Linked DNA regions of Homo sapiens: regions 2, 3 and 4 are each linked to region 1. A link is a loop called in an ENCODE intact Hi-C map of the cell type or tissue named here. Cell type or tissue: PC-3. All regions are shown on one strand. Links, peaks and the distances in the headings refer to the core of each region. The heading gives the core; the rest is flanking DNA.

Region 1 (8,537 bases), core at 2,323-6,322:
CAATATATTTTATCGCACTAATTCCAAGCCTTATTTTAAAACTATACTTTTATATAATGATACAACTTTAGATGAGTGAGCAATCTCACCAAAAAAACATAGATTTGCTGTAGTTTCTTAAAAAGTGTTTTTGAATACTTTTGAATCTTTTCTAGTCAAAAACAAATGTTTTTTTACTGATATATTATTTTATATATAAGATTTTACATATTAAGATAGTTGATTATGTTCTTTAGACAGTCATCGTATTTCATTCCCTACAAATCTTAAATCCCTGCCTTTCTAATATGCCTATCATGAAGAAGAGTGTTTTGGAATTCAAGTACTTGAACATGAAAAGTTGCAGCTCATTGCATGTGAGAAAACTGCATAGAAAAGCGTTGTCTTTGTATGGAGACACAAAGCTCAGATCACTTTTCAGATTCCCACATGTTCCTTTTTTTTCCTTGATCAATATTCTGCCTCTGTTGTTCTCCCATTCACTTTTTGACTTGAATGAAAATCCTCACCACACGTCTTCCTGTATGGCTATGCAAGGGTTGGAAGATGTAGCTTGGAAGTGTGAGGAACTTGCTGTATGTGAAGTGAACCTTGACCAGTACATAACAGGGGACCGAAAGCAGTCAAGGTACATTAACTTCTTCCTTTTTCTTTCTTTTTTCTTGCGAAATGCTTACTTTTTTCTTGCAAAAGTTACAGACAAGTTCTGAGTACCAAATAATGCAAGACTAGGTAAGTCACCATGTCTTTTTGAAGCTCATTGGTAAACAGTGACGAGCGTGGTACAACATCATAGCAAACTAGTTTCATTTTCCTTTGTCTTACTTCTTTTCTCTCACCTTCACATGACATCAGGGTTAGCATCTCCCAAAAAGTTTTAATCACTGCCTTTTGCTTTTCTTTCTTGAAGAACCAGTTTAAGATACTTTCCCCTTGAGATGATTTCTCCTACCACATGTAGACTTGGTGTGGCTTGGGCCATCAGCATTTTGAGAAAAAGTTTTGCTACTAAACTTGCCCTTGCTATTGTTTTGGAAGATAAAGGGAAAAATAAAAGGATCTGAAGAATAGGAGCTTATTTCTTTAGACACCTAAAATTGTGACAGAAAAGATTATTCTGTCCAAGTCAATTCTCAGGTTGTGGTAGTAATCATAGGACTCTGCCAGGAAGAAAAAGAGAGTTAGCCCACTATGGCCTAGAAAAACATTGTTGCCTTCAAATTCATTATTTTGAAGATTGTATAGCACAGTCTAGATTGCATGAAAATTGAGATTTTCCACTCAGTAGATGATCTTACATATATTGTCCGAAACTCAGTCAACAACCCAAGACCTTTGTGATTATAAGCAAGTTTAAACTGGATTCTATGCATTGGGATATTTTATATCTGAAAATATTTGCATTAATCCCAGTAGCTGCCCTGGATGGATTTGGAAAATCACAGTAACTCAAGTGTGGCTGTGTGAAGTTAAGTGAATGTGGCAATAACTTTGCCATAAAAATTGAAGTTGGAAATGAGTATAAACATTGACCATTAAATTTAGGAGATAGTTTATAATTTGGTGAATGAAAGTGCCTATGAGGTGTTAAAACTGAAAGAATGCATAAATGTTGTTATTGATGTAAGTGTGGCTTAGCTAATTGAAGCCGCATTTAAAACAATTTCCAGGTTCAACTAGTATCAATAATAATGAAAGGTCTATACGGCATTGAGAAAAATTCTTCTGAGCCTTTTTTGTGTTCTAAATGCTCAAAGATTATCTTTTGTTATTAACAGGATTTTGATGGTAAAGATATTTTGACATCCAGAAAGGTCTAAAACAACCATAATATCTACATTTTTTGGTGAATAAATGTAAGGACTCTAATGTGACTAACTGGACATTCAGTTACCATTCATGTTCATGAATCATATTTCTTTCTAAAGCAAGAGATTGGTTCCATGGTAGCAGAATACATTAATAAAATACTTTCATTTTAACCTAAGAAAAAAATAAACTAAGCAGCATATGTGCCAAAAAAAGAAAAAAAGAAGAAAAGAAAGACAACAATATAGAAAATTAAAAAATTGCATGGTTCAACCTAAATCTTGGTAGAAATATGCAGGAAAGTAAACTCCCTCCAATGAAACCATCAGAATATGCACACCAGACAACATTTCCTTTTATAAAGTGTGTCTGTGGTCTTCACAGCATGTTCTGGGTTATTTTTTATAAATAAACAAATATTCAATGAAAATAATCACTTTGTTGAATTTCAAAATCATAAAAGTAATGTAATTTTTAGTGTAGAGCAGAAAACATGCAAAGAAAAGCATACTAAGGGAAACAAAATTTGTAAGACCGTGAGAGCCACTGCTATTGGTTCACAATTTTTTTAATATGTTCACAAACGTATACACCTGAATAATGATAGGACTATATAAGCAGTGATGTATTCTTTTGTGTTTTGTTTTTAGTCATCAATTTTCTCTATATTTTCTCAACTTACTTTTCTTTGAAAATTCCATTTTTAATGTCTCATATGAGTAGTTCATATGGATATAGCTTATCTTATTTACTCACTAGCCCAATGGTGAATATTTAGGTGATTTTTCCATTTTTGTAGTAGAGAAAACTCTGTACTGAGAATGATCTACATACTATTTTTTTTGTGTGTATGAATCTCTTATTCTTTCATGAGAAGTATAATTACTGGGTCAAAGGGCTTAAACAACTTAAATTTTTTGATATATATTTACTAAATTATTTACAAAATGCTATCTGATGTATTTTCCATTTATATTTTTGACTATTCATTAATGTTTAATTTTTTATTTGTTAGCAATTTGTATTTATTATTTTTGAGTCTTAATGTCTTTACCTATTTTTCTGTGCAAGAATTTATATTATGTATTGGGTTATAAGGACTCTTTACATTTAAGGATTCTTACAATGGGTGTGCTAGACCTGAATAAAGCTGAAAAGAAAAGGACCTACTTCCAAAAGCTTATTTTAGCATTCAAAGACAGAAAATAAATAAGCAAACAAGAAAACAAGACTTTTTTTGTTTCTGACAAACACATTCCTTTGCATCTGACATTTTAGATAGTGGGATAAAAAGTGTGTTGATGCCTTCACTAATGTGGCCAGAACATGATAAAGTTCTCTAGTTTCTGAAGTCTTTATTCTACTTTATTTTTATTTTATTTTGTTTCATTTTTTGAGACAGAGTCTCGCCCTATCACCCAGGCTGGAGTGCAATCGCGCCATCTCAGCTCACTGCAACCTCTGCCTCCTGGGTTCTAACAATTCTTCTGCCTCAGCCTCCTCAGTAGCTGGGATTATAGATGCCCACCACCTCGCATGGCTAGTTTTTGTATTTTAAATAGAGACAGGGTTTCACCATGTTGGCCAGGCTGGTCTTGGACTCCTGTCAAGTCTTTATTTTAAATAGATATATAGTTTTATAGATTTCCAAATTTTGGTCTTGCCCATTTCTTGTTAATTTTTTTCTTTTGGGTGAGGTCTCTTTGCATTATGTCTCCTAGCTGGTTATAGCAAGCGACTTTTCAAGTACGATATTGATAATTTGAGCTATTATTCCAATGTTAGCAAAAGGGTGAGCCAATTACCACAGAGCGGTACTCAAAATTTTCTGTGAGTCCCAGGACTGTTTCCCTAACTTCCTAAGCTCATATTTGCTGCGGAGGTGTTAGAGCTGGAGAACCTGTTGATGACCAAAAAGCTTATGTCTCTTGATAGCTTATTTCTTGAAATTATACTAACAAACTTATTCTTTATCAAACACCTTAATTTGTGTCTTTGGTTTCTACTCAGAATTAATAAACTTCAAAAAGGTATTTATACATTCTAAACACTCACTTAATATTACCCAAGTTGTATTATAGTTTTTGAATTTATTTCCACATAGATTTTCACTTAAAGAAGAAGAAAAGGTTGATTCATCATGACTAGATAACACTGAAGAAGACTGAGAAACTGCCTTTGCTTTCTAACTTTGCACTTGGCCGGGGAGGGTGTGAGAGGCTATATGATCAACTGTTAACTGTGGGAGCAATCCCCAGGAGCCATCTCTCTTTCTGTCTTACTGAGTATCTACCTGTGGATTTCCATGACACTAATTACCACATGGGGGCTCTGACAGTTCACATTAACCCAGGGAGAATACAAGAGTCAAGGAGAGGCATTCTCATATAACTCCCCTAAAGGTCTGCCTAAGGTTAACAGGTAAAGGTTTGAGACATTTTTTCTTCCAGGCATTCAAAATATTAACTACAGTATTGCATTTTTACAGTGCACTAATATTTTTTGATATAGTTAATGTTTCCTACTAAATCTGAAGACTGACTATTTTGTGTTTTGGGGTCAATCCTATATGCTTATTATTATATTTTGTTCATGGGCTTAGTTGAAAAAAGTTTATGTAACAGAACAAGAGAGAATATTGATACCATTAGTTTTTTCCTCCCTATGCACCAACAATCCAACTTAAGGGTAGAGATAAATTTTTGCCTTCGTATAGCCTGCCTCAAACCATCACCAAGTGCCCTCCATATACAAATCACTTGCTTCTGTATATTTTTGTATCATTTCATGTTTGACTTGATTATTGTGCTTAGTACCATGATTTAAAATATTTATTTATCCAGCTTCTCTTTAGTGGATTATAACTTTCATAAATACAGGAAACTAGTATTTTGTGTGTGTGTGTGTCCTTCAAACCTCTGTACAGGGCAAAGCATATGGTAGTTGCTTATTGGATGAATCAATAATCCATTAAATAATCATTCTATTTTGTTCTCATATTACTTCTGAACTTGATCAACATCAGAGTCTGCCAAATGCTTTTATTAACTATTTACATTCTATATTGTTACTAAAATTTAAACAATTTTCTGTTAAAAATGTTTTCACTGTGCTTCCCTTCATCTTACAGGGTAAATTCATGTTTGGTTTGATGAGTAAGTGTATTTAGACATTTATCTGGCAAACTTGAATAAATTCTTCTGGGATGATAGATCAGTGTACTGTGTTTTAAAGTAATACTATAGCATGTGGAATTTACCACAACAGCTTCTAGCAGCAGCAATAGCTAACATTTATATAACATTTACTATGTGCCAGGCTGATAGTTAACTCAAAACTATTTTCCAGGCACTATTTAACCACTTAATGTAGATTAATTTATTTACTCTTCTCAATAGTGCTATGAGGCTGGCATTATTGTTCCTATTTTACATATGAGAAAACTGAAGCAAGGAGAGGTTAAATGAAGTGCCCAAGGTTATGCACCTGGTAAGTGGTAGAGTTAGCATTATTGGCTTCAGACCATCGGTCCGTGATCCTGACCGCTATGCCAAAGATTATTCAAAGACTGCTCTTCTAGATAACATTTAGAACATGACCCTGAGGGGGAAAAATTAAGTGGTAAAGCTACAATTACAGAAATGTAACCTATCTGGAATGCAGTAACATCAACATTAGGCTAAGAGAGTTTTACTGATGGCTATAAACTCCTAGGTTATGAATCATGTGCTCATATCTTATAAATTTTGAGATGAAGTGGCATATATAGTGCCTGTGGAGTTCCAGAATGGCCAAACCTAATCCAAAATCTTTGAACAAACAACACTATAAGATCTGTGGTGTTCTTTCATGTACAACTGAGGTTTTTCAGCCAAGACTGACTAATTAGTGCTAGTTAGGAAAGACTGTCCACCTGGGTTTACCCTCCTCTTAACACCCCCACATCTCCCTGAATCTTGGCTAAGGGGTACTGGAGCTGCCAGCCCATCCTCTGTGCCTCTCAGTTTTCCCCTACTATCTGTCCACAGCACTGCCACCTCTCACCCAATGGCCATGCCCTCCAGCTTTCAGTCAACCTCAATGGCATGGCCATTCTTTCAAAGTTGCTCCCACTCTTCATTTAATCTGGTTAGAAAAAATGACACACTAAAGCATTTTGATAAACAAATTAGAACATAATGATAGTTTTCCATATTGTTATATGATGTGACATATAAAATGAAGCAAAGTAGGAGTTGTTTTAAAGGGTGGTAGGAAGAATCTTCTTACCTGCCAGCTGTGTTCACCAAGTATTTACCTTCACCTAGATATTGTCTGCAGGACCATGTTAGTCCTATACAGATGCCTTTAAATAGTACTAGTCATTAATATAATTTGATATCAACTTGGAAGCAGCTACTGTTTCTTTAGTGTTCACATTGGGTGGCATGTGCCTTGTATATATTATTTCATTTAATCCTTAGCAATCATGCTCAGGTAGGTGTTATCATCCCTTTACACATGGCTAGAAACAAAGCAAAGCAAAACTAAACTAAACTAAAGCTAGAACAACACCAAACAGTAATATTACATTTCTCTCAAGTCTTAGGCTGAGTAAGTTGCAGAGGTGGGATTTGCTATTAGTGTATTCTGACTCCAAATCCCAAATTCCTCCCACACCACCATGATGAAAAAAATAAGTTTTAAGGAGGGACTGGAGAAGCAACAAAGAAAAATGTTTAGAAGGGGAAGACCCAGATGAGAGACTGGCAAGCCACAAGGTAACACAAAATCTAAGAGAGTCTCTGAATGTTGACAAACTGATGAAGAATAAAAAGTTTCCAGGAATTTCATAATGTTCTCTCCTTGCCATGTTTATGCAAGCTTGCTGTTTATGTGAGGCCAGCATGTGAGACTGGAAAGGAGTTCAAAGTGGATGCTGAAATGAAGAAACTCCAGCTTTAAAAATTTGCTTGCCATATTCAGATATCAAATGATATGCTTTAAAGAAGTACTGTATAAAAGGTATTGTTGGAGGGGCCAAGATGGCTGACTAGAAAAAGCTGCAGTTGGAGGCTCCCGCTGAGAAGAATGAAAACTGTGAGTGAATCCTGCACCAGAAACTGAGGTCTCCAGATTCTCTCACTGGGACTGACTAGGTGATTGGCACGACCCATGGAGAAGGAGGAAAAGCAGGGTGGAGTGACAGCGCACCTGGGAGATGCACGGGGCAAGGGGCAAGGGGAGGTCCCACCTCCAGTCAAGAGAGGTGGTAAGTGTGCTACCCCACCTGGGAAACCATGCTTTTGCCACAGATCTGTGCAACCTGTGGATCAGGAGATCCCCTGGTGAGCCCACGCCACCAGTGCCTTGGGGCCCAAGAACAGAGCTGTGCAAATTCTCCATGGCCGCTGGGCTGGAGATTGCCTAAGACTACTGAGTTACTGAGTTCCTGGCGGAGGGCGGGGGCGGGGGTGGGCAGCTGCCATCACTACAGATGCCAGCTACTTAAGACAACTGGGCTTCCCAAGAGAGAGGCAGCCACCATCACTTCAGCTGCCTGCTGCTTAAGACGACTGAGCTCCTGGAACGAGGGGCGGCAGCCATCACTGTAACTCCAGCCTGCTGTTTTCCCCTGGTGGTGCTGGGGAAACTGGATGGTGTGGAGTCAGGAAGGATTCCCCACAGAGCAGCACAGTGGCTGTGGCAGATTGTGGCCAGACTGACTCTTTAGGCTGGACCCAGACCAGGCCTCCCTGTGGGAATTTCAGCAACTCTAGCCAGGGGCTTAGGGACAGAACTGTGATCTCCTTGAGATGGAGCCCCTAGAGGGAGGGGCGGACGTGATCTCCACAGATCAGAGAATTTAGTCTTTCCCCCTGCTGGCTTTGAGGAATCAAGGCAGTCCCTGACGAGTGGGATTTCCTGGTGCCACCAAGTGGCAGCCAGAGTGCTTTGTTAAGCAGGTGTCTGATCCTGTGCCTTCTGACTGGGTGAGACCCCCAAATAGGGGTCACCAGACACCTTATGCAGGAGTGTTTCCGTTGGCATCAGGTCGGTGCCCCTCCGGGACAGAACTCCCAGAGGAAGAAGCAGGCAGCCATCTTTGCTGTTCTGCAGCTCCCACTGGTGACACCACCAGATGCGAGAGGGACCCAGGCGAATAGGTTTTGGAGTGGACCCCCAGCAAACAGCAGCAGCCCTAGGGAAGAGGGTCCTGACTATTAAAAGAAAAACAAACACACAGAAAGCAACAACAACAACAACAACAACATGAACAAAAATTTTCTCACAAAATCCCCATCCAAGGGTTAGCAACCTCAAAGATTGAAGCTAGAGAAACTCATGAAGATGAGAAAAAAATCAACAAAAAATGCTGAAAATTCAAAAAGCCCAAGTGCCTCTTCTCCTCCAAATGATCACAACACTGCTCCAGCAAGGGCACAGAAATGGGCTGAGGCTGAGCTGGATGAACTGAGAGAAGTAAACTTCAGAAGTTGGGTAATAACGAACCGCACTGAGATAAAGGAGCATGTTCTAACGCAATGCAAAGAAGCTAAGAACCATGATAAAATATTACAGGAGCTGTTAATCAGAATAACCAGTTTAGAGAGGAACATAAATGACCTGAAGGAGCTGAAAAACACAACACAAGAACTTCACAATGCAACTACAAGTATCAATAGCCAAATAGACCAAGCAGAGGAAAGAATTTTGGAGCTCAAAGACTACATATCTGAAACAAGACA
Region 2 (8,537 bases), core at 2,464-6,463, 530 kb after region 1:
AGAATCTAACAAGACACGAGGTAGTGCATAGATATTTAAGAAAAACTTTAAGTTTTGCCTACTTATAAAAATAACAAATTACTTCAGCTTTCGGAAAGGTTGGCAAGCAGTTTAAGTGCTATCATAGGATTTTTTTTAAAAATCAAAGATGTAATTATGACTCACAATTATCAATTAGAATAACTGGTATATTGACTTTATATAGACATTAGTTGGCAAGAGATGTTGTCTGTGCATAGGTCTTGAACACTTCAATAACTTTATATTCTGAAAAGAAGGACTTAGGAATACATGTGTGTATATACATGTGTCTATCTATCTATCTATCTATCTATCTATCTATCCATCTATCTATCTATATCTATCTGTCTATGTTCTCTGTTGTATAGTAATGGCTAAAAGCAGAACTGAAGTTAATGCTCACTCATTGAATAGAATTATTGGTGATCAAATTAATTAAGATTGTTACTATAATACTCTAAGGAAAAGATAGTCATTTGTTAGTTTTAGTAATTCCCCATGGCTGTTGACAATTGTCATTTTGTAGATACACAAAGTATATGCACCATAAATCCATACACATTTATAGATGTTTCAGTCAGGCTCCTGTCAGAAAATAGATGACACCATCAGATAGAAAAATTGGAACAGAGTTTACTAAAGGGACTAATTATAATGGCATGAGTGGGACAGAGAAATGCTGCAAGAAACAGTGCAGCCTCTTGGGAGTAGTGACAGAAGGGCTTAAATAACATACCTCAGCTTGAAGGGCAAGAGGAAGAGGCAGTTATCAGAACATGGAGAGAGAGAGCTTGGGAGAACCTTACTTCTGAAAGGAGCCAGGACCTTTGGTCAAAAGAAACTATCCCAATGTAATCTCTGAGAGAAGGCACAGGGGGAGTAGACCTCTGCGCATTCATTTTCTCACTGTTGCAACCTTCTTGTAATGTTCTTTTTTGGCCATTGGAGGGACAAACAGAAGGCCACTGGCACAGTAAGTCACTAAAAGTTCTGAATTTAAATGGCTTTAAATCCTAAAAATCGCTATTTAATAGCAACTAATAGCTATTAAAGACAGCTTTTTTTGCAATATTAACTGAAGCCCTCAGTCCAGTGACAGCAGGTGAATATTTTGGCATATTTTAAAGTTATTTTTGCTAATATTCATGTTCATGCAATCTACTATGTTTTAAAATTTCAATTAATTCATCAATTCTCAAATAACTTATGTAGAGCCTATTATGTAGCAAACAGACAGTCTTGCACGATAAAGTTGGATATGACATGGTCTATGCCATAGAGGGGAGCAAAATGTGATGGGGCAATAGCACCTACAAACAAATAATTATAATTTCAGCATAGGTGTTGTTGTTAGTGGTACAAATTGACTGCTATCAAGAGATGAGCAGTAAGGGATCTATTCATAACAGAGACGAAGAAAGACTTATAGTGTACATCTTAATTGATCTGGGCCTTAAAAGGTAGCTAGATTTCAACAGGCAAAGGGTAGGCTTTCCTGCCTGAGGGAATCCATAGTATGAGTCTGAAAGGACACAGTAGTTCAAGGAACGTTTCACATGGGAACAGTGTTCATTAAAAACAACAAGAACAACAATAAAACAAGTTGATATCTTCTAGGAGGAAACTTTAAATGTTATTACATGAAATTTGTTTTGTACTGAATATGAAAGAGCAAGTTTCAGCATAAGGAAGTAACACAATCACAGCAGCCCACTAGAAAGATTGTTCTGGCTTTTGCAATTAGTTTGCACTACTTTGGAGAGGTACTGTGTGTAGGACAATCGCAAAGGAAAGAATATCAGTAAACTGATATTCACTAAGATGACAAGGTTTGAAATAGAATGGAGACAGTGGAATGCAAAAAGGAGAGGCTAATACAAGAGAGATTTCACGATGTGTTCTCTGACGTCTAAGAATTTCAATACTATATTTAAATGTGAAATAGCTGTCTCAGATCAACTTAAAAGAAAAAAAAGAAATATTTAGATTATCAGATGTATCACTGCCTAGTATCATGTTCTCCTGAATATAAGTTTCTTTTCAATATGCTTTTACAAAGCCAAGGGAGGCCGATCGCTTTCTCCTCTGCCTCCCTGTGGCTCCAACAAGTATCATTATCTCTAATCCCAGCCTTACTCATCCTGCTGAGCAACCAATAGCTATTAAAGATAGCTTTTTGCAGTATTAACTGAAGCCCTCAGTCCAGTGGCGGCATGTGGATATTTTGGCATATTTTAAGCTACATTTTTTGAATGGCTTATTAGAATTTATCGAAGTCATTTTGCGACTGAAAAACTCACTCATCTTACCTGACTTGGAACACACTGCTAGGAAGTTGTATGCTCTTCTTATTTGGTAATTTATACTGATGAATAAAATTTGCTTACTACATTTGCATGTAAATTGGTTTTGTGGAATTATAATTTATTAATGTCATAATCATCATAACAAAAGCATTAATAGCACCAATAATATTTAAAATATATCAGTCAAGTAAAACACCAAGACATTACTAAAAATAATAAAATACATGATCCCTTTTTAAAGTTCAAATAAACATGAATTTCTTAGTGAAACTCTTAAGGCTACAATTCTTTTCCCTTTCAGGTTTTTTTCCTATCATGTATGGATGCTACTTGTTATGATATGAAAACAGTATTCCTGGATTGGGAAGTTAGGACTGGGAGTTTTGTCCCAACTTTGAAAGAGTTGGAAATGTCCCTATGAGCAAGTAACTCTGAGCGTCTCTGGTTCTTTATGGCCAACTATGTTAAATTAAAGAGTTGGACTTGATATTTAATCTCCTTTGCAGATAGTTAGCATGATGTCTTATTTCAATTTCAAATATCCATACATTGATAGTGTGAGAGATTTGCTAAAATAAAATGTTAATAATGTATGTTATAAGTTTATAAGGTGGATTTTGGAAATCACTATGTTTCATAATGACAATATGTGGAGTTCAAGGTTTTGTCTTCATGACACCAGTGAAGCAAAAGACTATACACACACACATATATATATATATATATGCACACAAACTCACGTGCTCACACACACATATACAAATCAGTCAGTAAGCATATTTCCAAACATCTGGATTTTTTACATCATGGAAACCAAAACTTCCAGATGTTTTCACTAAGGCTTAGTGTTAGGCATATTTTTAATACAACTGTTAAGAATCTTAATATAATTAACCCCAAAGAAAAGTACATGTATCGTTTCTGTGTGTGTGTCTGTGCGAGCGCGTGTGTGTGTGCATCTGAGAGAAACAGAGAGAGAGAGGAGGTAAGGAAGGAAGGAAAATTAACCACTTTCCTACTCCATAAAAGATTGCACAGTATACCTGCAACAACTTGCTGAAAAAATAAGATAAATCTTCATTTCTCCATGTTATTGTCAGCTTGACTTTGGTTCCAGACTAAAATGAATGATTTATCATTTCTCAACTTTACACCAACAAAGGATATTTATTTCAAACTTATTTCTGTCTATAATTTCGTGCATGTGTTTTCACAGTGTCTTGTGACTTTCCCTGCATTTTATTGTATTTGAATTCTTATTGTTGAATATATATAAGCACGTGCTGTCCTTGTATTCCTCACCATGTCTGTCTTAGAAACAGGTTGGGGAGAAGCCTTTCAGTGAGCTGCAGAACTGCCGGGGTCACCAAAGAATTCTGCTTTCCTTACTTGTCAGTTTAAGTTACTGTAAAGAGATCAGCTCTTAAAAATGCATGACTTCATGGGGCAAAATGTGTCAAAAAAGGTTTAAAATAATACAATCCTAAGAACCACAGGGGGTGGGAGGTAACAGTAAAAAGAATTACTGGTATTTTCTTCTCCTATATCCTGTATTATAGCCAGTGCGACACATGTGAGATACAGTCATTTTCTCCAAATAAGTTTTGCCAAAATTACTGCATTTACTACTGTTACACTTATTAATTATCTCGATAGGTGTGGCTGGAGTGCCTATCTCTAAATGCCCCTGTGCTTTGCCATGGAGAATTCTTGCTCTCATCTTACGGTGAGGAAGATGCTGCTGAGTATCACTTCAGGAGGCTATGGTATAAAACTTTAGGAATAACCACAACAGAAATCAAATTCTTGGGGGAATAATATGCAAGTTTTAAAACAATCCTACTTTTTTTTTTCTTTAATTAAAAAGAAGCACACATGGAATATTGCATAAAGTATTTCCTAATTATGCTGTTACTTTTTCAGAGTTGTGTCAGAACACACTTTACTGGGATGCTCTGGATTACATGTAATTTTAAGGCAAATCATTATGAGGTAGGAAATATTTTTAGTTTTCTAATATATGATTGAGATACTGGGTATATTACATACCTAATCATGAGGAAAATAGCCTTGATTTGTATGCCAAGGAGTCCACTAGTTGAAGGATTAACTTTTTTTCTTCAAACATGCTAATTTAGTTTTGTACCTTCAAAGTCACATTCCACATCCTATACTGTATTCACTGATGATACCAAATTCGGCAAAAATATGTGTGTCAGTTTATGTAGACAAAGCTATCTTTCTTTATGCAAATTAAGTAAGTTGGTGTACAGTGGCACAATCTATGGCCTCAAAGGGTCTTTGGTATATCAGTGTGGGTTTTGTTCACAAACTGGTGCACTGCAAATTTGCAGGTGCAAATTTTGAAACCTCTTTCAAAAACATGGCACATCATTTCATTCCTAAAAAATGATTGGTATGCTAACCTAAGAATTTCATAGTGCAAATTATATTTCATTCTGAAAATTCATGAAGACCTAAATTTAAATAGATTGTCATCATTTTCTCAATCTAAAAGCACTGAAGAAACTAAATATATTTGAAGGTATTTTTCTGTGTAAATTCTGGCCCATCATATCTGCTGAGGCTAAGTAAACAGTTGGCAAGGAACTCCCTCTTGTGGTCAAACATTCTTAATTAGAAAAAGAGATTTTGTACTCAACTGATGTTCTGGATTATTAAAACATGGGTCACTTGTAACCATTAAGATTAACAGTACTGATATAAGTGCTTTTACTGAAGCAATTCATTGCAAATTAGGGCTGAATTCTGGAACATATGCTCTTAATTTTTCCTAAAACAGGGCTTTGCACTGCTGTTCAGGATAAAACCACTTTGATTACAATTTCTAAGATTTCTTATTTCTTTAAAAATATCATGGCACTCATTAACAATTATACACACACCAAAAAAACAGACACATCGAGTGTAAGACATTTATGAATTGAGTATTGTAAGAAGTGCAAATTCTCTTTATTTTGATCTCAGCACTTTATTTCTAATAGTCTCTAAAACTGTAGGACCGTTCAATATTTTTATAAGCAGTGAGAGAAAGAGTTCCCATATGCTGTTAACCAGTGCTCTCCCAGACTACATGTGGCAACAGATTCTACTGTCAGAGGTAATGCATGCCTGACACCCAATCAAAAATGTCCTAAATACTTATTATGAATGAGACAAATTACTAGACACATAATGAAACTGACAAATTATCATTTTTTTTTCTGATCATTTGACTTAAGCAGCACTTCCAACTACTTCCCAAGATTGGTAATAGACAGAAACTGTCTGCCATAGTACTGAATATGCAATTCATTTTCATGATAGCAAATTAAAACCTGATGCCAAGAATCCCAGGATTTGTCCTGACAGCACATCAAAGCTTGTGAAAAAGGCTGTGCTCTTAGATCAGGTCACTGCTGCCAGTTCAAATACTAACTGTACAATCTGAAAACTTCTTTTCTGGATGACTTTCAATATGAGCAAAGGAAAGATCTAAAGTTAGAGTCATTATTTAAGAAAAAAAAAGAGAGAGAGAGAGGTGCTGATTGTATAGGTTCTACAGTTTGTGCAAGCAATATCTACATGTGAGAGAGCTATTTCTGTATGTGTGCTGGTTCCAACATACCTTTGCCTGTCTAAAGTTAAACACTCAATTAATCATCACCCAAATGATGCACTTATGCTTCCTTTACATAAACTAGGTAAGAATACACATAGAAGGACAAAATTGTTTGTCTTTAAGTTTTTGTTCACATTTCCTAGCTGCTCTTATCATTAAGTTTTATTGACTCTTGGTGTATTCTGTCTTAATTGTTTTTCTTATCTTTTAAACATACAAAACTCAGTATGTTCACTATAGAAAAATCAGAAGTATACACATTTTTATATTGGAAATGTAATAAGCATTTGTGTTTCCCAATATATGAGTAAATTTGTAATCATTTTAGTAGCATTATTTCACAGACATTGACTCTTTTTCATGTTTGTTTTTTTTAGCAATCTCACTTTTAATAGCAAGCATACTCTTTATTACATGAGTGAATTGTTATGTATTTACTCAATCCATCATAGGTGGAAATGTTTAAAATCTTTTTAACTTTTCCAGTATTAATAGAAAGGGATATTTACTTAGTTATATCTTTATATGCATAGTTATTTAATAATTTAAACTAGTTTCAAATTAGTGAGTTATGCCAGATGAAAGGTGACAATATTTTGATTAATGTATTTTTACTTTTATTTAAAAATCATATATATTTTAGTATGTTTTAAATATATTTCATGGATTCATTTTCAATTAAATCAAATATGGAATGCATAAATATTATTAAAATAATATTTATGTAATATTTTTCCCCAAATAAAAATAGCTTTCTATCACCAGAAAATAATTAATTAAACTCTGAGCACAAACTCAGGTTCTTTGCAAAGGAAATAATGTTAATAATCAATAAATATATAATCCAGGCTATGAGCACCATTTATATTCCTTTACTCTATAATTTTACTCCACTCCATCATATTAATATTAAGACCCTATAATACTTTGGAAATTAAAAGAATGTCTTCAAAATACTGAGTTCCTTGCACACTTAGAAGAAATTTCGAGTAAATTAGCTTCTCTTAAAAGTAATTATTGGTTTGTAATATATTTTCCTGCAATATATTTTCCAGAATAATAATTTATGTCATGAGGGAAAAAAGAGTAGGGTAGTATCTATGTACAAAATTTATCTTTTTTAGCTCTCTTTATATGTATCTTTCTATTCCACGTTTAATCTAAGATTCCATTGATTGTAAAGTGTACAATTCATTTTGGTGCCATTAAGAAAAAAAAACCTCTACCAATTATAATTATATCATGGACTATAAGACAAGATTCTCTCTTAGAGAGGTTAAAAGTTTAGAATCAATGTCTTAGAATTAATGCACCATATAGTTAGAGGCATACAATATATAAAGAAATGTAAATAATTATCTAAAATTATAATTATATTTACCAATAAGAATATATAACTACAGGGATATACCGTAGAACTCTGGCCATGGTATTTACGATGGTACCATGTACATTTAAGACTGTATTTATGATTCTTTAAAAAAATTAATTTAATTAAACATTTTAATTTAACATGACAACATTTAACACCTTAACATATTTTTTTTCTGGAGTATACATTATGAATGTATGTTTTAGCCATCTGTAGGTAATAAACTATTATATAAAAAGTATATATAGGTAAAAAAATAACACATTTCTCTAGAGTAAATGCATTGTCTCTGCAAATATTTTGAAATGCTGGGTAAGGTTTTGTTCAAATACTGAATGAATATAGACAGTTTTCACATACCATTAATAAACTTAGAGTCATAAAAAAGTAGAAAATACATTTATATCTCTTTACTTTTATATGCATATAAGTATATCTGATGCTAAGTAATCTGGTTTTAGAGAATTACAAAATAGCTCTTGATAAAACAGTGACTCAACTAATTTTACGCAATATAAATTTTAAGGTAAATAAAATTTGCTAAGTCTAAGATGGCTGGCCTACATTGTCTCTTCTGTGCCTATGTCAGACACTGCTACCATGTTTCTTTAACTCTAAGATGTCATCAATCATGAGACACACCATTATTTTATGTTCAATTTAAAAACAGAAAAATACGGTTGCCAACTAGACTTTAACATGCCATTGAGTGCAAGACACACCCCAATTTCAGAGAGGGAAAATGATCTACTCTAGAATATATGGAACATTATAGTCAACCATGACACCTTTTTCTAGTAAGTTTGAATACAGTCTCAGAGAATTTTGCAATGCAACATTCTCTATAGACAGACCAATTGAGAGGTGAGAAATTGTGACATGGGAATCACTAAATGTTGAGAACTCCCTGTGACAGCAAAGGGAAATTTGAAATAGTCTAGTAAGGAAAGAGGTAGAGGTCCAGAATATTCAGTGCCTCTCTGATACTGTAGTTTTAATAAGTTCATTTACTGAAGGAATTTCCCCAAAACACATCTTTCTACTTTCATTTACCTATTGACAAGTGACTGGAATTGATACAGGAAGAAGGAAAGAAAAACCAGGAAGAGAGAGAAAGAAAAAAAGATTGCATTAACCAAGTCTTATGTTTTAGGGCTGATTCATAGGTATTTCATGTGTATTTTTTAATGTGACATTGCTCCATCTTTACAGATAG
Region 3 (8,537 bases), core at 3,020-7,019, 320 kb after region 1:
CTATTGTTTCTCATTTATTTAAATAAATCATTCTGTCATTCATTTATAATATTTTATATAATTACAAAATCAGGTATATTTATTTTATTATTTGGGATACAATCCAGTATTTCCTTATTTATTTTGTTGCTCAAACTCTTCTAGCTTTGGCAATAGAGAACTATTTCAGTTGGCTCCTGTGTCCATTTAACTTAGACCCTATCGTTTTGGGCTTTGATTTTGTTTTTATTGTGAACATTTTCTTATTTTCTGTACTACAATATACTCCAGCTTCACCCTGTGCATTCCTGGCCCTAGACCTAGAATCAGTCATTCTCCAAGGAGCCTTGATTCCTTTTATTGGAGAATAGTAAGAGAAACCGAGGTCTGGATGCTAGTTGTGTATTATGGGGCTGAATTGTGTCCCCTACCAATTCATGTTGAAGTCATTTCATTTTTATTTAATATATCTTGAGATATGTGTCTCTTTCACATTTCCTCTCTCCAAACACACAAACAATCAAACATATCATCACCATCACATATAAGGTTTACTTGTCCAAAACCAGATTTGGACACTAAGAAATAGTATTTTCACCCAGTATGTTATATGGGTTACTAACACATTGCCATGTTTCTATGTTTCATAAATTCTTGGTAAGAAACAAATAGATTAATAAGAAGAAAAATCAGGGCTCTAAGTGTTTTTTACACAAATGTGACAAAGATTTTTCCTTTCTAAAATAGGAGTGTGGTGGGGGGTTGGAGGGGTAGCAAGCACATAAAGTTTGAGTGGGAGAGCAGCAGGTAAATGGGCTACAAATTCCTCTTTAAAAATCCTTCATTTCTCTTCCAAATAAGGTCCTCTATATAATCGCAGCACAGTGGTAGATGTTGCAGAGCACAAGAGCTGCAGGTGCTCTGCACCAGAGACCAAAGTGTCATTACTTGAAGAACTGTTTGCTATTGGAGAACAAATAGTCGGGCATGCAAACTAAGAAGCTGTTACGACCTTCTACTCTCTGGTCCCCAGGGAGGCCATTTTATTAAAAAGAGGGAAACCATTGATTTTTTACATCAGACAGATACATATCACAACTAGTAGTAAATTGCCCATGATTCCCTGTATTATCTTCCCCAGGGAGTCTTCTGTAAGGAGAAACCAATGATTTCAACTTTTCAGGTGTGAAGTTGCCCTTAAATTATCTCCTTTATACTCTTAGTCCATACTGTGTCAATAACAGGAAAACAAAAAGCGAAGGTAGTTCAAACATATGAAGAATGGATATTTGATAAAAAAGAACAGGACAAAAAAATTACTTGGATGTGTTTAAGGCTACATTTCAACATAACTCAAAATTATTTTTCTCCATAAATATATGAATAGTTTTTGTCCCAGTGAATACATATATTCGTAATAAGACAGGATTAACCATAAATTGGGTTCCTACTCATCATCATCATCATCATCAAAGCATAATCCAAAGCTGGAATATTAAAATTGACCAAACATTTTAAAATTCTCATTTCTCATGAAATTATTTGAGTTCTTAAGTACCCCATTCTGTGGCATCTTAGAATAATTCTTATTCAGAAGAATTCTTAATTATATGTTCAGCTTAAAATGCAATGTGGATAGATAAAAAGATCAAGGAAGCTGAATCCAAAGACATATATATCTTTATTTACTACCTTATTTTTAAAATGATAATGTTTAGAGTATTGATCTAATATGTAAATAATGTAGAATCTGATTATTGCAATGGAGTCCAAAAATATGCAACTAATTAAGAACTATGCAGCACTAATATTTCTTAGAACTCTTAAAATTTGGCACCTCTTGAAAGACAGTGCTCCTCTCTTATTTCTTTCTGTATATTTTCATGAATTCTGTCTTTCATAGGATAGCTCACATTATCAGGTGCTTTTCCTCTTTTTCACATGATGGTTTCCAGCAGTAATGCATCTATAATCTGTCCTGTTCACAGCCACAACACTAAGAGATCTCCTGCATTAGGGATGCATCTGCAAAAGTCCTGCAGTTATTTCAGATTGGTTTGTTCCAGCGGTGGTGGCATGGCATAATCATGGTGGCTCAGGTGATATGACATTTTTATTGGACTGGCCTGACTCTAACGAAATTGTGAATGTGATCAGCCCTAAGTGAAATGCGTGGGTAGGGATTTTATTTAAGATAAATCAAGGTACAGACATGAAAAGATGGGGAAATAGTTGCTTGTCAGACAGACAAGTTTTCTACAAGTTCTGATATTTTGAGAAACGGGAACTGTTGGGATTTGATGTAAGTATGGATTCAGCTGTGCTTATTTAAAAACAATTTTCCCATCACCTATTTCTCATTATATTGTGAACTGGAGGCAAAAGTGTTATAAGAAGAAAAGTACCGACTGAGCTTAGAAATAGAAGAACTAAACACTAATTTCAGTTTTACCAGTGAACTGGGTCAAGACCGAGCAATCGAAAAGAAGAGGAACTGCCATACGATCCAGCAATCCTACTTCTGGTTATATATTTAAAGGAATTGAAACCAATACATAAAAGAGATATCTGCATTCCCATGTTCATTTCAATAGTATTTACGATGCCAATATTAATAATCAACATAAGTACTCATGAAGGGATAAAATAATAAAATGTGATATATATACATATATATACACACAATGGAATACTATAAAGCCTTAGAAATGAAGGAAAGTCTGTCATCTGTGACAACATGGATGAACCTGGAGAACATTATACAAAGGGAAATAAGCCAGCTATAGAAAGAAAAATGCCACATGATCTCACTTATATGTTGGAGCTAAAAAAGTCTAAGTCATAAAAACAGAGTGGTGGTTACCAGAGGCTGGAGAGCAGAGGGGGATGGAGAGCTGCTGATCAAAGGGTACAAAGTTTGTTAGAGGGAATAAATGTCCTATATCGATTGCACAGCATTGTTACTATAGTTAATAATAATGTATTTTATATTTCAAAATTGCTAAGATAGTAAATTCCAAGCATTCCCACCATAAAAACTGATAGCATGTGAGGTGATGGATTCACTAATAAGTTTAACTCAATCATTCCACTATGTATACGTTTATCATGACATCATATTTCACTGTATATACAATTATTATTTGTCAATTAAAAACAAAAATAAAATAAACCTATGTTATGAAAAAGAAAAGAAAAAAGGATTAGATTATTTCTAGATCTCTCTCCATCCCTGAGGCTCTGTAATCCATGAATATTGTCAATGATCTATTACAATGAATGTTGGAAGAAGGTGAAACCAGATGGGTGGCCTCAGATGAACAAAAAGGATGATGTCATGTAATCTCAATAGTTGAGAAAGAAAGACTTATTGTATTTGGGAGAATTCCAAAATTCATGTGTTATTCCAAGGCCTTGAATTTTTATTCATATATTCTTTATAATTTGTTGTAATTACTCAACAATTTCAAACACCACCCAAAATAGGCATTATAAGATTGCATTTTCATTTTAGTCTGCCGTGCTGTTGCATACCTAAAGGAAAATAAATAAAAACTCTGAAAAGCAGCCAATTCAAATATTGCACACCTGGCTCCCATTTGTTATAAGATTATCACTGAAAACAAAGATTCTTGACTTTTACAACTCTCAATTGTGTGGCCTCCTCAGCAATACTCCCCAGTCTAACCTGGCAGAAACTGAACCAAGAACAAAAGAAACCCCTCAAAAAGATCCACATTATGATCTCCCTCTCCTGGCCCTTGAACTCAATGACAGTATTTAAAACAAAAGTATATAAAAAAAGAAACTATGACAGCAAGAAACATGTTGGGGTTCTTCCATCCTCCCACCCACATGCAACAACAATAAAATTAAAATACGTCAAAAACATTTTCCTTTAGCAAGAGAAGTTTGCTTTTCTTTTGGAGATACCAAGGCCCCATAAAAGAAAAACATTTCCCTCTTGAGTTTTTTCAGTTTTAAAAATGTTTGAGTTTCTTAAATATGCAATTGGATTAGCAAATCCTGAAGAAAAACACAATAGAACTGAGTGCCAGAAGGGCTGCCTACTGCCTAGGTGTGTCTACATTTAACCATTCCGTTTTACTCCTACTCTAAATTGTAATTTCTAATTACAATAGGCTTGCCAGGTTCATTGGGTCTGTGAAAAAAGTAAACACAGAGAAGAGAATTCTAAGTATAGAATTCTGTTCAAAAATACTTCAAGATCCCTAAGACCAGCCCTCTGGCTCTAAATCTGACTGCTTCTCAAATATTTCAGATATTGAGCAGTATGCCATTTATTCCCTTTTTCTTGATTGATTGAAGGTCTAGATGCATATATTTGAATAATAACCTCATCTCATTTAAAAGCATCCACATGTCTGAAATCTTTACTGAAAGGAAATTGTACATTGTAGTTCATGTACAGCTATTACGTCTTTTTAAAGCTTTTTTTAAAAAAATCAACCCCACCGTATAAGGAGAACTACAATATTGTGTCTTTCTATGCTGTATACATTGTGAAAATATATTCAGGTATTACTTGTCTAATTGAAAACTGATCACCCCACACTTGGGCAAGCCTTTGGTAATCTGTCAGATGCATCTAGCCCAGACATAGGATAACGTTTTCTTTTTCTTCTCTCTGAGTATTCTAGATACACTGTTCTTGAACTCCCTACCTCCAATCTCCAATATAAGCAAGAATTGATGTTAGATATTATGAGTAGTTTAATCAGGACACAGGGAGTGCTAAGTGAATAGTGTGTTTAAGAACTGTAAGTGACTGTTATGTAAAGACAGCAGGCAATATGGAAAACTTTCAGCACTGTGCAAACGGGGAACTAGAAACATGAGAATAAACAGATGTAGAGGGGTTTGCTATGGGAGTTAGCCATTGAGGAAAGGCTGGAGGTTAGTGTGAATGGATATGATGCAGCATGACTTTTAAAGTACCTAGTTTTGCATGAGTAAGAAAGTGAGCAATAGTCTTTCAGGAATAGAAAGTGAAAAGTGAAGCTCAGTGTGGGAGTAGTGGCAGGTGAGGAGCCCCTTGTGGTGAATTGGAGTATATGCTTATAGTCGACAGAAGATAACAAAAGCTGAGCACAGGTCGGGTGGGAGTAGAATCTCTTCTATGAATTTACATTACCTCCTCTCAGTAAACCACCAACGCAGGTTGATAATCACAGTTTCTTCTCTTCTTCCTGCAACAGTAAGGAGCTTAATTACTGTACAATATCAATAAGACTTCCTTGATTGAATCCAGGGATGGGAACACTTGGTCAATTATCATTTGTGAAATCTAAAATGGAGAGTAGTTCTAAGGGCAGCTGTATTTCCAAAAGGTCTTCATCTATGATGTTTTCAATAATTGTTTTTAAAAATATGAAACCAAAATAAAGTTTTATTGAATAAATGAATTTACATTTTATTAAAAATTCTAGTACCCAATGTTGCCAAAAGTGAAAGACACATTATTTAACTTGAACAACATTGTAAGACCTAATGTCTTAAAAAAAAATTAGCCAGGCTTGATGGTGCATGCCTGTAGTTCCAGCTTCTTGGGAGGTTGAGATGGTAGGATGGCCTGAGCCCATGAGGCTGAGGTTGCAGTAAGGCGTGATCATGCCCCTGCACTCCAGCCTGTGCTACAGAGCAATACTGTGTCTCAAAAAGAAAAAGAAAATACAAATCCAACAACATATTGTCATTTACTATTTAGTTGGCATATAATATCTGGATGACAACTTGTTAATATGCGCAAACAGTTCTAAAAATACTGTAGCATTAATTCTTATAAAATTATCTTAAGAATTACAGATACAATTTAAAAATTGTGAATGTGACTTTTTAATTATTATAATAATTTGTATCTGTAATAACAGTTACAGATACAATTTTAAAATTGTGTATATGACTTTTTAAATTATTACAATAATAATTTAGAAACAGTCTATACGACCAATTATTAGAAATTAGATATTAAAAGTGGTTTATTCATGTTTCAGAATATTATCCAAAAAAGAATGTTTCTTGTATAATAAAAAGCAGGATATATAAATATATATGACTTATACTCTTTTAAGTTTGTAAAACAAATTGTAAAATATAAGACATAAACCAAATCAATAATATTATTTATTTACTCATTGATGTACTCAATAGTTATTAAACAACTGGAACTGAGTATATAAACTTCTGCTTTTAAGAAGTTTACACTCTTGGTTGGGCACGGTAGCTCACGCCTGTAATCCCAGCACTTTGGGAGGCCCAGGCGGGCAGATCATGAGGTCAGGAGATCGAGATAATCCTGGTTAACACGGTGAAACCTCTCTCTACTAAAAATAGAAAAAATTATCCGGGCGTGGTGGTGGGTGCCCTGTAGTCCCAGCTACTAGGGAGGCTGAGGCAGGAGAATGGTGTGAACCCGGGAGGCAGAGCTTGCATTGAGCAGAGATCTCGCCGCTGCACTCCAACCTGGGTGACAGAGCGAGACTCAGTCTCAAAAAAAAAAAGAAGTTTACACTCTCATAGTAGGTAGGAGATGTAAAATACAGTAACTTAAGAGAGGGGGATAGATACATAGATATGTATAATAAATTTTACATATGTGCATGTGTGACATACAATACTTTATCTCACTGAGTCTCCCTAATAGATGTAACATGGAAAATTATAGGTATCAACCTCATAGTAATGTGAATATTAAATAAATATCTGAAAAGTACCTAAAATAGTGAAGGTGCATTAAATGTTATGTGTTATTAGAAGTTTTCCCTTTTCTCTACCTACAGGTGAACTTTATTTATTTACTTATTTTTTGAGACTGAGTCTCGCTCTGTCACCCAGGCTGGAGTGCAGTGGCACAATCTCAGCTCACTGCAAGCTCCGCCTCCCGGGTTCACGCCATTCTCCTGCCTCAGCCTCCCGAGTAGCTGAGACTACAGGCGCCCGCCACTACGCCCGGCTAATTTTTTGTATTTTTAGTAGAGAAGGGGTTACACCGTGTTAGCCGGGATGGTCTCGATCTGCTGACCTCGTGATCCGCCTGCCTCGGCCTCCCAAAGTGCTGGAATTACAGGCGTGAGCCACCGCACCTGGCCCAGGTGAACTTTATAAATTAGGTCTTCTAGGCTTTGACTGTGGTAAGGCAAATTTGAGAAATTTCCACTTTCCATAAAAACTGGCTTTCAAACTTATTGTCTTGTTAATGTACTAAAATCAACCTTCTTGTCACCTATGGATATGGACTTCATGAATGAGTCAGAGAAGGTTAGGCTACAGTCAATCTATTTAAAAGGGGAATTGAAATAAATGAGCTTGATATTTGACAATTATTATACCTGGTACATCCTATTAAAGTGGATTGATATGTGGGTGATGGGTGAGAAAATAAGGAGAGAGATTTTTTTTTAAAGTTAAAATTGGGCTATAAAGAGAAAGAAAGACGTAGGTAGAGATGGGAAACGTTTGCTTGTGCACTTGATGTTTGATGATGAGTTTTTACAGGTGGAATACTGTAGTAGATCTCTGTTAAATATAACAACAACTTTCTTCCTCTTTTTATGTTTCCGCTTCTCATGCTTTCCATGAATTGGCAGAGTCTAGTTCCTTTCACCTTAAATCTGGGCTGGCCTTGTGACTTGCTTTGATCAACAGAGTGTGGTAGAAATGACACTATGGAATTCCTAACATAGGCTTGCAGAGACCTATAGCTTTCACTTTCACTGTCTTGGGATCAAGTCTTCATGAACAGAAACTCAGGCTTAACTCATGAAGGTGTACATGGAGAAAGAGGCTCAATCTGCCCTTATCTGTGCGGCCACCACAGATGAAGCACCACATATGAAGCACCACATATGTGAGTGAAGCTGTCTTGGCTTCTTCTTTTTCTTTTTTTAACAATTGAGCTTCCACTTGAAGACAATGGTATGAGTGACCCTGATTTATACCACACTGAAGAGAGACTAACTGTCCACGATATATTCTCACCAAATTTTGGAATTGAAAGCAATTAATCACTTGTTGTTTTAAATGATCTTATTTAGATTTAATTCACATACAATACAATTCACCTATTTAAAGTGTACCACTCAATGTATATTCACAGATAAGTGCGACCTTCATTACAGTCAATTTTAGAACATTTAGTCACCGCAAAAAGAAACTCCATACCCTTTAGCTATCATTTCCATATCCCTCATCTCTCTCCAGCCCTATGCAACCACTACTCTACTTTTTATCTCTATAGATCTCCTTATTTTAGACCTCCTTATGAAAAGAATTATGTAATACATGGATTTTTGTGCCTGGTTTCTTTTATTTAACATATTGTTTTAAAGGTTTATTCAAGTTGTAACATGTGAGGAAAGAAAGAATAGCTCAGAAAAGTTTGAGCTATGTGAGGAATGCAAAATTTATTAGGCCCAGACAAACATGATTATGGGACTTTAGTTATGCTCCCCACCCTCACACCCATGCTTGAGGCAATTGTTCAAAGTCATTTTGTTCCTTACTAGTTGCCTCACCCATTATCTTCCATGTTCCTAGAA
Region 4 (8,537 bases), core at 2,649-6,648, 290 kb after region 1:
CCCAAATGATTTCATCTGCTAGGATACCATATCCAATTAAGGTCACATTTACTGAGAGAAAGCACTTCAACAACTTTTTGGGCAACATAATTTAAACCATAACAATGGTTTGTTAAATGACGTATATATGATACTATATATATATAAATCATTATTATCATTGATTATGTATATAATCAAATACTATTTTATTATTTACAAAATACATGGTGATCATAAGAGAATATTTTACAAATTACAAATGGGAAAAGTACATGGCATTACTAAAACGTCAGTGCCAATGCCTCAGCAGAGAAAAATTAGTGCATTAATTAGTTACCCTCTGATGGATAGTTTTTAGATAATAGAGACAGGTATTGGTAAGCGAAATGGAATTTTAATTTCATGAGGATGCTAGAAAATTGCAAGTTGGAAGATCAATTTTATTTACTCCATCATTAACATGTGCTAAGTGAATATCTAAAGCAAGCTTGTCCAACCTGCGGCCTGTGGGCTGCATGCGGCCCAGCATGGCTTTGAATGTGACCCAACACAAATTTGTAAACTTTCTTAAAAGATTATGAGGGTTTATTTGCGATTATTTTTCTTTTTGCTCATCGGCTGTTGTTAGTGTATTTTATGTGTGACCCAAGACAATTCTTCTTCCAATGTGACCCAGGGAAGCCAAAAGATTGGACACCCCTGACCTAAAGTGTAATCCATACTCTGATAGATGGTTTTCAGTAACACAAATTCAACATAAAACTGAACATACATTTTCATGAGCAACTACTAGGTTCCAGGTACATGACTGCTATAGAGCATTAGAGTTCTAATACTAAGTAAAGCAGAGTGATTTTTAAAATCTAAATACAGTTTAGCCAGGAAGAGTGAAGTATAAACCAATCATTGAAATTTAGAGGGCACTGTAAAGAAAACCCATATACATGGAAGAAAGAAAAGGCAGGGTCAACTTCTTAGTTGTGAGGAAGGATCTTGAAGAAAAGATTACTCTGTTTTTGCATTGCCATAAAGAAATACTTGAGGCTGGGCAATTTATAAGAAAAAAGGGTTAATTGGCTCACAGTTCTTCAGGCTGTACAGGAAGCATAGTGGCATCTGCTTCTGGGGAGACCACAGGAAGCTTCTAGTCATGGCAGAAGGCAAAGGGGGAACAGGCACATGCTGAAAGCAGGAGCAAGCGAGAGCCAGCAGCGAAGTGCTGCACACTTTTACACAACCAGATCTCCCGTAACTCACTCACTATCATGAGAACAGCAGCAAGGGGATGGTGCTAAACCATTCATGAGACTCCAACCCATGACCCAGTCACCTCTCACCAGGCCCAACCTCCAACATTGAGGATTACAGTTAGACAATTCAATATGAGATTGGGGCAGGGACACACATCCAAACTATATCAGATAATGATAATATGACTTAAAAAAAAAAGATCTGTATAGTCTCACCTAACAGTAGCCTGCCTGGGGCAGGAAGACAAATGGAGTTCATGTCTCTAAATATTTACAATTATAAATTAAGGTAACAAAATTGCTACCCAGAACATATTCAAATGTCCTACCCTGTCAACTATAGCTTTTGAGCAACAAAATATGAAAATAAGTCATGAATCAATGTTTATATGACTGGAGAAAGAAAAATATTAAACATGATGGAATTTGATTATTTCCCATATTTAGATCTTCTGTTTATGAGTAAGGACATTTAAACTAGTAATAAAGGAAACATACATAGTTTATAAATATATGTAAACATTTTATAAAATTTATTTTTCCTACCTTCATTTCAATACAATTCAATAATTTTACTCGTATTTTCAGATTTACACAGATTATGAAAAAATTTTAACCTGAGATTTTTAGTTTTTTAGTTCTAAAGTATATTTTTAATTAAATTTAGCTGTTTTCATAACATTTAATCCACATTACCATCATATGTGCCAAAAAGTAAGGCCAAATTTGATATGTGATTTGCTTTTCAAGAAATAAATTTAATCATCTGGATAACTGAACAAGAGAATGCTAAATATACACTTAAGAAGATAGATAATATTGCAGTTCTTTATTTTTCTGCTTATTACCTGACTTCAAAATGATGATTTCCATAAAATTTCTTGGTAATTCTAAAAGATAGTAGAAACAAATCAAAATGAGAAACAAATGAATAAATAAAATGCAATATTTTATTTGACTTCTGAAAATATATGCAGTCTTAAAGCTATAAACCTTATAACACCAGACCTCCAAAACATCTGGATATGAGGTATTAAATAACATATGGATATCTGATTTTTTTTTCAGATTTCTCCTAGTTTTCGTATAGTGCACATGCAAATTGCAAAGAATCAACAAAGTCTTCCTGATCTCTATATATTTTTTCTTAATAGTTTTCAAGGAAAATGCAGCCAGGCTTGGTGGTCTGGTCATTTGAAATCTCTAAAGGAGCTTAAATATAAGTAAACATCAATGCGAAATCATAAAAACAAAACTGATTGTTATTTCCAACTGCAGTGATTCAATGTTGATGCCCACCCAAGGCAATCCCTTGGTTCCGTCTTCTGACACTGTATTAGAATGTCAACTTGTGGATTCACCTTAGCTGTTAATAAGAAATTTTGTCTTTATCATGAAGATTGGATCTTGGGTCCTTGTGTCAACATTAAAATAGTAATAAAGTGATGAAATACAAAATACCTAGGAATATTATAGGATCTGAATCTTCTAACTGGGTACATAGATACTTGAGCACATTAAATGAATTAGTGTTAATCACAAGTGTATCATGTAACTCAAGTAGATTGTGTGGCCCTGAAATTCCTGAGGGTTGCCTGTTGTTTCACATGCTGCCAGAACTTGAATGCCGCCACCACCCTCCCCTCACCCCACTCCCTGGGGGACTAAGCAGAGATTATTAGACTCTAACTTCCAGAAAAAGGGCTAAGTCTTAAACATATCTAAGATTATTACTATAGAAATGTTATTGCTTAATTTTAATGAGTATGTTGACCATTTAAGTTGACAGTCCTTGTCACAATTTATCAAAGACAAATTAGCATAGTTAGAGTCACCAAAAGGAAACTATTAAAACCTAAGTGTTTTCACTTCTTCTGATCTGGCACTTTTCCTATAGAACTATATATCACTTTAGTGCTTCTTAATTAAAAGTGATGTCTTCCTCCAACTTAGATCTGTACTGCAAACATTCCCTGTCCCATGTTGCTTTTGATTTACAAAGTACAATATAAAACTGGATTATATTATCTTCAAATAAAATCAACACCAGTGATGTTGCTTTGAGTGGTTTATAACAGTGATTTCACTAGATGCAGTGAAAATGCACAATACCTGGGAATTAGAAATTTGCTCTTTTCAAATATTGAAACACTTCCCTTTCTTCTAAATTAACATTATATTTTATTAACCTATAAAATCTCATACTATATGTGTACTTGACTTCTAATATGCTAAATTTAGGGTATCTCCTCTTACTAGGTATTTATTATCGATTAAATATCTAGAGCAGTTATTTAAAAATGCCTATTCCTTTTGTAAATTTAGAGGCTATAGATAGATCAAATTGTAATTATGTAACATTTAATTTTTAGATGAAAATTGTATTGAGATAATTTTATATTCACATGCAGTTGAAAGAAATAATAAAGAGATACTGTGTATACTTTACCTAGTTTCTGCTAAAGGTAAACTATAGTATAACATTAGCCTAGGATATTGACTTTGATATCAATTTTATCCAGCTTTTTCAGTTTTATTTTTACTCATTTGTGTGCATGTATATTTAGTTCTATATGCTTTTATCCATATATTGTTATTAATATTTAATTTTAACATGTAAATATTTTCTTAAATTTTAAGTATCTATTAACTGTTGTTTATGAATTATATGACATATAATCGATCCTTAAAAATATAAAATAACTACTAAAATAGGTTTCTTTTAGTATTCTAATCGATAAAAACATTAATTTTAGACTTGGCTAAATATTACTATCAAGTAGTTTGTAAAGGTTGACTAATAGTTCCCCAAATGAATAGTTTAAAAACACCATTGACATTCTTTTTTCCTTTTGAATTCACACCACAGTTTTTAACTAGAGGTTCAAAAGAGGTTAAGAAATATGAATCCATTTTCAGTATTTGGGGCATCAGCTCATTAAGAGTAATAGAGCAGGCTTCCAGTTTGAAAAAGGCACTGACTCAAATGTGTAATGATTTCACTTTCAAATTTCTTTTATCTCAGCTGCTTCTACTTCAACAAATACAAGTGCTTCAGATATAATAAGAAGACTAATGAGGATTGCAGATGATTACAACAATATTATAATACTTCCCAAGGCATAATGACATTTTTTTCCCAAATTAAGGAAAAAAGGTTTTTTCTTGTTAGAGTCTTTATTGCCTGAATATGACCTCAGTTAAAACCAGGAACCCAACTTTAGAACAAATCTATGAATAAGTATTTTTTTAGTAAGACTTCTTAGCTTATAATGGAAGTTTTATTAACTTTAGCAAGGACTATGTATGTGCTACAGGATTACATCCTTAAAATAAAATGTGCCAAAACGGGTCATTTGACATCACTGCCTCATTGCTGTTCAGAGTTGGCATTTTGCTGATCACCTCACCATGTACTCTTGGGTACTTTCTCTATAAAGTGGTTACAAGTCCAGCCTTCTGATGTTATAGTTGGATGCACTATATAAAAGGGCCATTTTCTACTAAGTACCTTACTTGCTTCAGAGCCAGAGTACAGCTCTTTCATCAGTCACAGTTTTGAAACAGCAGGGGTACAATGTATCAGTTTGTTCAAAGTAGACATTGTGCTGTTTACAGAGAAATTGTGACAAATCAGGAAAGAATTTATAACCAACGCTATACAACATAACTTAAACAACAAAAAATAAAGTGCATAATCTGACTCACAAAATGAGACATCTGCAAACCACTACAGCAAATTGTGTAATGAACAGCCTCTCCAGGGTCTTCATGTAATTCAAAGCTGTTTTTGGCTCCCTTTCATTCTGAGTTTGAAGACAGATTATTTTACAAGGTACATCAGCCTTTAGGGAACAGCAATTTCCTCCTTCCCTCAGCCTTGCCTCCCCACAACACAAATGTAACTTTTTAAACTGTTTATCTTTGATCAAAAATATATTACTTAGCGTACTAAGTAAACAGCCGAACATTTTGTCATAGAAATTATTGCTTCCTGTGGCTATTTTTAGTGGCTTTTTTTCCCCACATTTTCTGGGCAATTGGTAATAAGGCTGATAACCCTGCCATTTGTTGCTGTAATGATCTCAGAAAAACATTTTGAAATACGATCTGCTCTTTAGTGTAATGGATAAACTACTATGCTGCCAGGAATTATACCCAACTTCCTCACTCAATAGTCATGGGAACTTAAGCAACAACCACAACCCACACACATAATGCAGGAAACGATACGGAACACATATATTACATTTCTGTGGTGATGTGGTTACCAAGAATGGGCACTAGCGTTGCTGAAGCACCAGAAATATTAAATCAAGATGATGCAAAATATGGAAATGCTGATATACTATACTCAATTGTAAATTATCTTGCTTTTTGAAACAGTTTGCTAGCCACCTATTAAATGATGAATTTTCTCTAAAATAATACATTTAAATATAAAAAAGAAAGCATTTTAAATAGAATGCCATTCAATTTTGCTTTTTGCTGTTATACAAAATCATTTTCAGTCCTATATATATTCACAATACTTCTAATATTCTTGAATACAGCTTCATTATCTTTTTCTTAATTTGAATTTGAAAATATTATAAAACAATCAGCATGCTTCTATTATTTATAAATTCTTTTTAATATTCATATTAGAGAAGTTATATATTTGTACATATTGCCTGTTTTTTTCTGTTTCCAACATTTACTGTGGATGATTTATTATTTGTATATATATATTTTTTAACTATAATTTTGGAACTACACTGCATCTTTACGTCTAGAATAGACCTTAAAAGTTAGGGGTTATCAGCTCTACTTGTTTCTTCTGTGTCTGACATATAGCCAGAGCACATAAAACAAGTCTTTACCTGTTTTCTAATACTTACTGATTGCACTGTGGGTAGTTTGAATTTAGAGACAAATATTTACTTGATTTTTATCAAAAATATATCTATCATACTACTTCTTATGTTTAAATGATTGCTTTTATTTTGTTTCTTAATATAGAAGTACCAGTAATTCTATGAATGGTGAAAGAAAAATAACAGTTTTGTTGTTTCTCTTCTAATATCTGTCTTAATCACTAATCTGATAATTTAAAAATATATATGTATATATTTATATATACATATATATATAGAGAGAGAGAAACAGAGAGAGAGAGAGAAATTTCATGCTCCATACTATGTTTCCCAAATCCTATACCTCTTAAAAAGATTATGGAACCTGGAACCTGGAGAGAAAAAAAAATGAAACCAAACAATATCTCAGAAATGTAGAGACTCGGGATCTGTGAAGTCGCTTCTGATGTGGAGATGCTTTTTGAAGTTTTAAAATGACAGCGTTGAAACATCTCTCTGCCTTCCCTTTGCGCTCTCTTATATCTGCTTAAGTGTCTTTGTCAGAAGTATTCTTCTGGTAACTATGGCTCAATCCAAGAATTCTCTAGAGAATTCTTAAAAGTATTTGTTAACAAATAAGAAAGTTTATTACTGAGGGCAGACCTCATTTTAAAAATATGTTATTCTATTACTAAATGTGCAAAATTGGATATATATATATACACACATATATGCACACAACTGCTTAGCAATCATGTTACGTGTTCCTCAAAATTGCATTTATCTTTATGGTGTAAGACTATCTACAATAATTCTCAAGGTCTGTTTTCTGATGAAGAGAAGGTGGAGATGTAAAATGATACTATTTTTTCTTCCTAAAATTGTCATAGAAACATGTTAAGTCCTTAGCTTTCTGGTCCCCACTGAGGCCCAGAACACATGAGTAGATGATGTAGCAAAATCAAAGATCACTTGATTTTTAAAAGATAAGTTTCACATCTTATATTTTACAACCCAAAAGGAAACTAAGTTCGGAACAATAATAAAGCTAATATTTATGTGTTTAAATTAATAATCTTGTTTGATTTGAGCATATGTTGTATTTTAGGAAGCAATAGTTGAACTACAGAATTTCAATATTATAAAGAATTATAGAAATTATAATGTATGACAAAAGAAAAAATTCTATATTGCCTCTATTAGATTCAAATTAGTATGATAAGAAAAATATACAACCAAAGGTATAATTTTGTCATCACTTCAAATTGTCAAGCACAATTTAAGAAATGTAAAGATTACGTCTGTACAAAGAAAATCTGGCAATGCTTTTCCAATTTTCCTAACTACTAGGATGTAGGCAGAACATACTGATGAAAAACAATTACCTAATAAAATTCTGATATAAGATATAAGAAAATAATCCTGCTTAGCAGAAGTGCAATTTAATCATTCAATTTTATTACATTCTTTTTATTTTCAAATTAAAGTAGAATGCTTAAAAACAGAGAAGTAGCTTTGAAATATTGTGAATGATTAAAAAAATGAATAGTTTAAGTGAGATAAATTCCAAAGGAAAATCAGTGTAAATTCATGCAAACAGTACTTGAGAGACATTGTTCTGAAGGATAGCTTTTTGTACAGATCCATTTTAAAAATCTCAATTATTCAAGGAATGCATTGATTTTAACATCAATTTTTCTTCACAGGCTTTGTTATGAAAATAGGTATATATAATGAAGTGGGCTGCAAGGAAATTACATTTTGCAAATACTCTCCACTTATATCAAAGATAAGGGCCATTCAAGAGTCTCATATATTAGACTAGCTTTGTCCCAATGGAAACATAAAGGAAATTGTGACAAAATATACATTTTTCTTGGTCAGTTAAGACTGTACTCTAGTAACTAGCATTTTTTCCCAGAATAAAACTTTTTGCGCCCCTTTAACTCTTCCACAATGCACTTCCTATTTTTCTGTGTCAGTAGCTGCACATCAAGGTGCACACGAAGGCAAGTGGGATTTCCACGTGCTCTTGTCTGGCTCTATTCAATCAATCGCTATGAGATTCAGTTTTATTTTGAGGAATACCTGGAAGAACATACGTAAAAGACCCTAATAGTACCTGATCCAAAACTGGTTTTTAAAAGATAACTATTTTGTTTTACTTCTTGACATGTATTCAGAGATCTTGGTATGGTTTGATTCAGTCTGTTATCTTTGTGTATTCCTCCCTGTCAAATTCCTTAATCACACAAAACCTATGTTCTTGGAATGAACAGTTCGGTGTCTTTATAGGATTTTTGTCTTTCTTAAATCTGGCTCTCTCATGATGAATACTAATATCTACCATAGAGTACATACCTCTGTATGCCAAGTGCTTTGTATATGTGGATGTCATGATCCCTCTCTTCTATTATAATGAAATGAAGGCTCAGAATGTTTATTCCAAAAGCCTCAAACCACCCTGCTA

Evidence for each region. Peaks named below come from ENCODE experiments on the same cell type or tissue, not always from the same donor. Only the 100,000 strongest peaks of a DNase experiment are listed, where the experiment ranks them.
Region 2: it touches region 1 in a loop (11-fold over the local background); 8 of 110 quality-filtered maps call a loop at or near these places.
Region 3: it touches region 1 in a loop (30-fold over the local background); 4 of 110 quality-filtered maps call a loop at or near these places.
Region 4: a loop joins it to region 1, with 13 times the contacts of the local background. A loop is called at or near these places in 3 of 110 quality-filtered maps.

The regions. Positions count from the first base shown.
Region 1 is chr5:92,834,051-92,842,587 of GRCh38, reverse strand. It overlaps the pseudogene LDHBP3. Among named protein-coding and RNA genes, the nearest start is that of LINC02058, 100 kb to the left of the region's middle. In PC-3, for the core only: a CTCF peak has its summit at 4,132 (motif pointing right); DNase peaks (open chromatin) are centred at 4,137, 5,017 and 5,567; H3K4me3 peaks cover 873 bases; H3K27ac peaks cover 1,969 bases.
Region 2 is chr5:92,305,992-92,314,528 of GRCh38, reverse strand. No RefSeq gene overlaps it. Among named protein-coding and RNA genes, the nearest start is that of LINC02058, 630 kb to the left of the region's middle. In PC-3, for the core only: a CTCF peak has its summit at 4,939 (motif pointing left); no DNase peak of the experiment used is centred there.
Region 3 is chr5:92,514,986-92,523,522 of GRCh38, reverse strand. No RefSeq gene overlaps it. Among named protein-coding and RNA genes, the nearest start is that of LINC02058, 420 kb to the left of the region's middle. In PC-3, for the core only: a CTCF peak has its summit at 5,016; a DNase peak (open chromatin) is centred at 4,992.
Region 4 is chr5:92,549,192-92,557,728 of GRCh38, reverse strand. LOC105379082 (a long non-coding RNA gene) reads left to right here. Exons shown (of 4, transcript NR_188298.1): 4 at 4,258-4,592. Among named protein-coding and RNA genes, the nearest start is that of LINC02058, 390 kb to the left of the region's middle. In PC-3, for the core only: no CTCF peak of the experiment used is centred there; DNase peaks (open chromatin) are centred at 4,888 and 5,128; H3K27ac peaks cover 2,221 bases.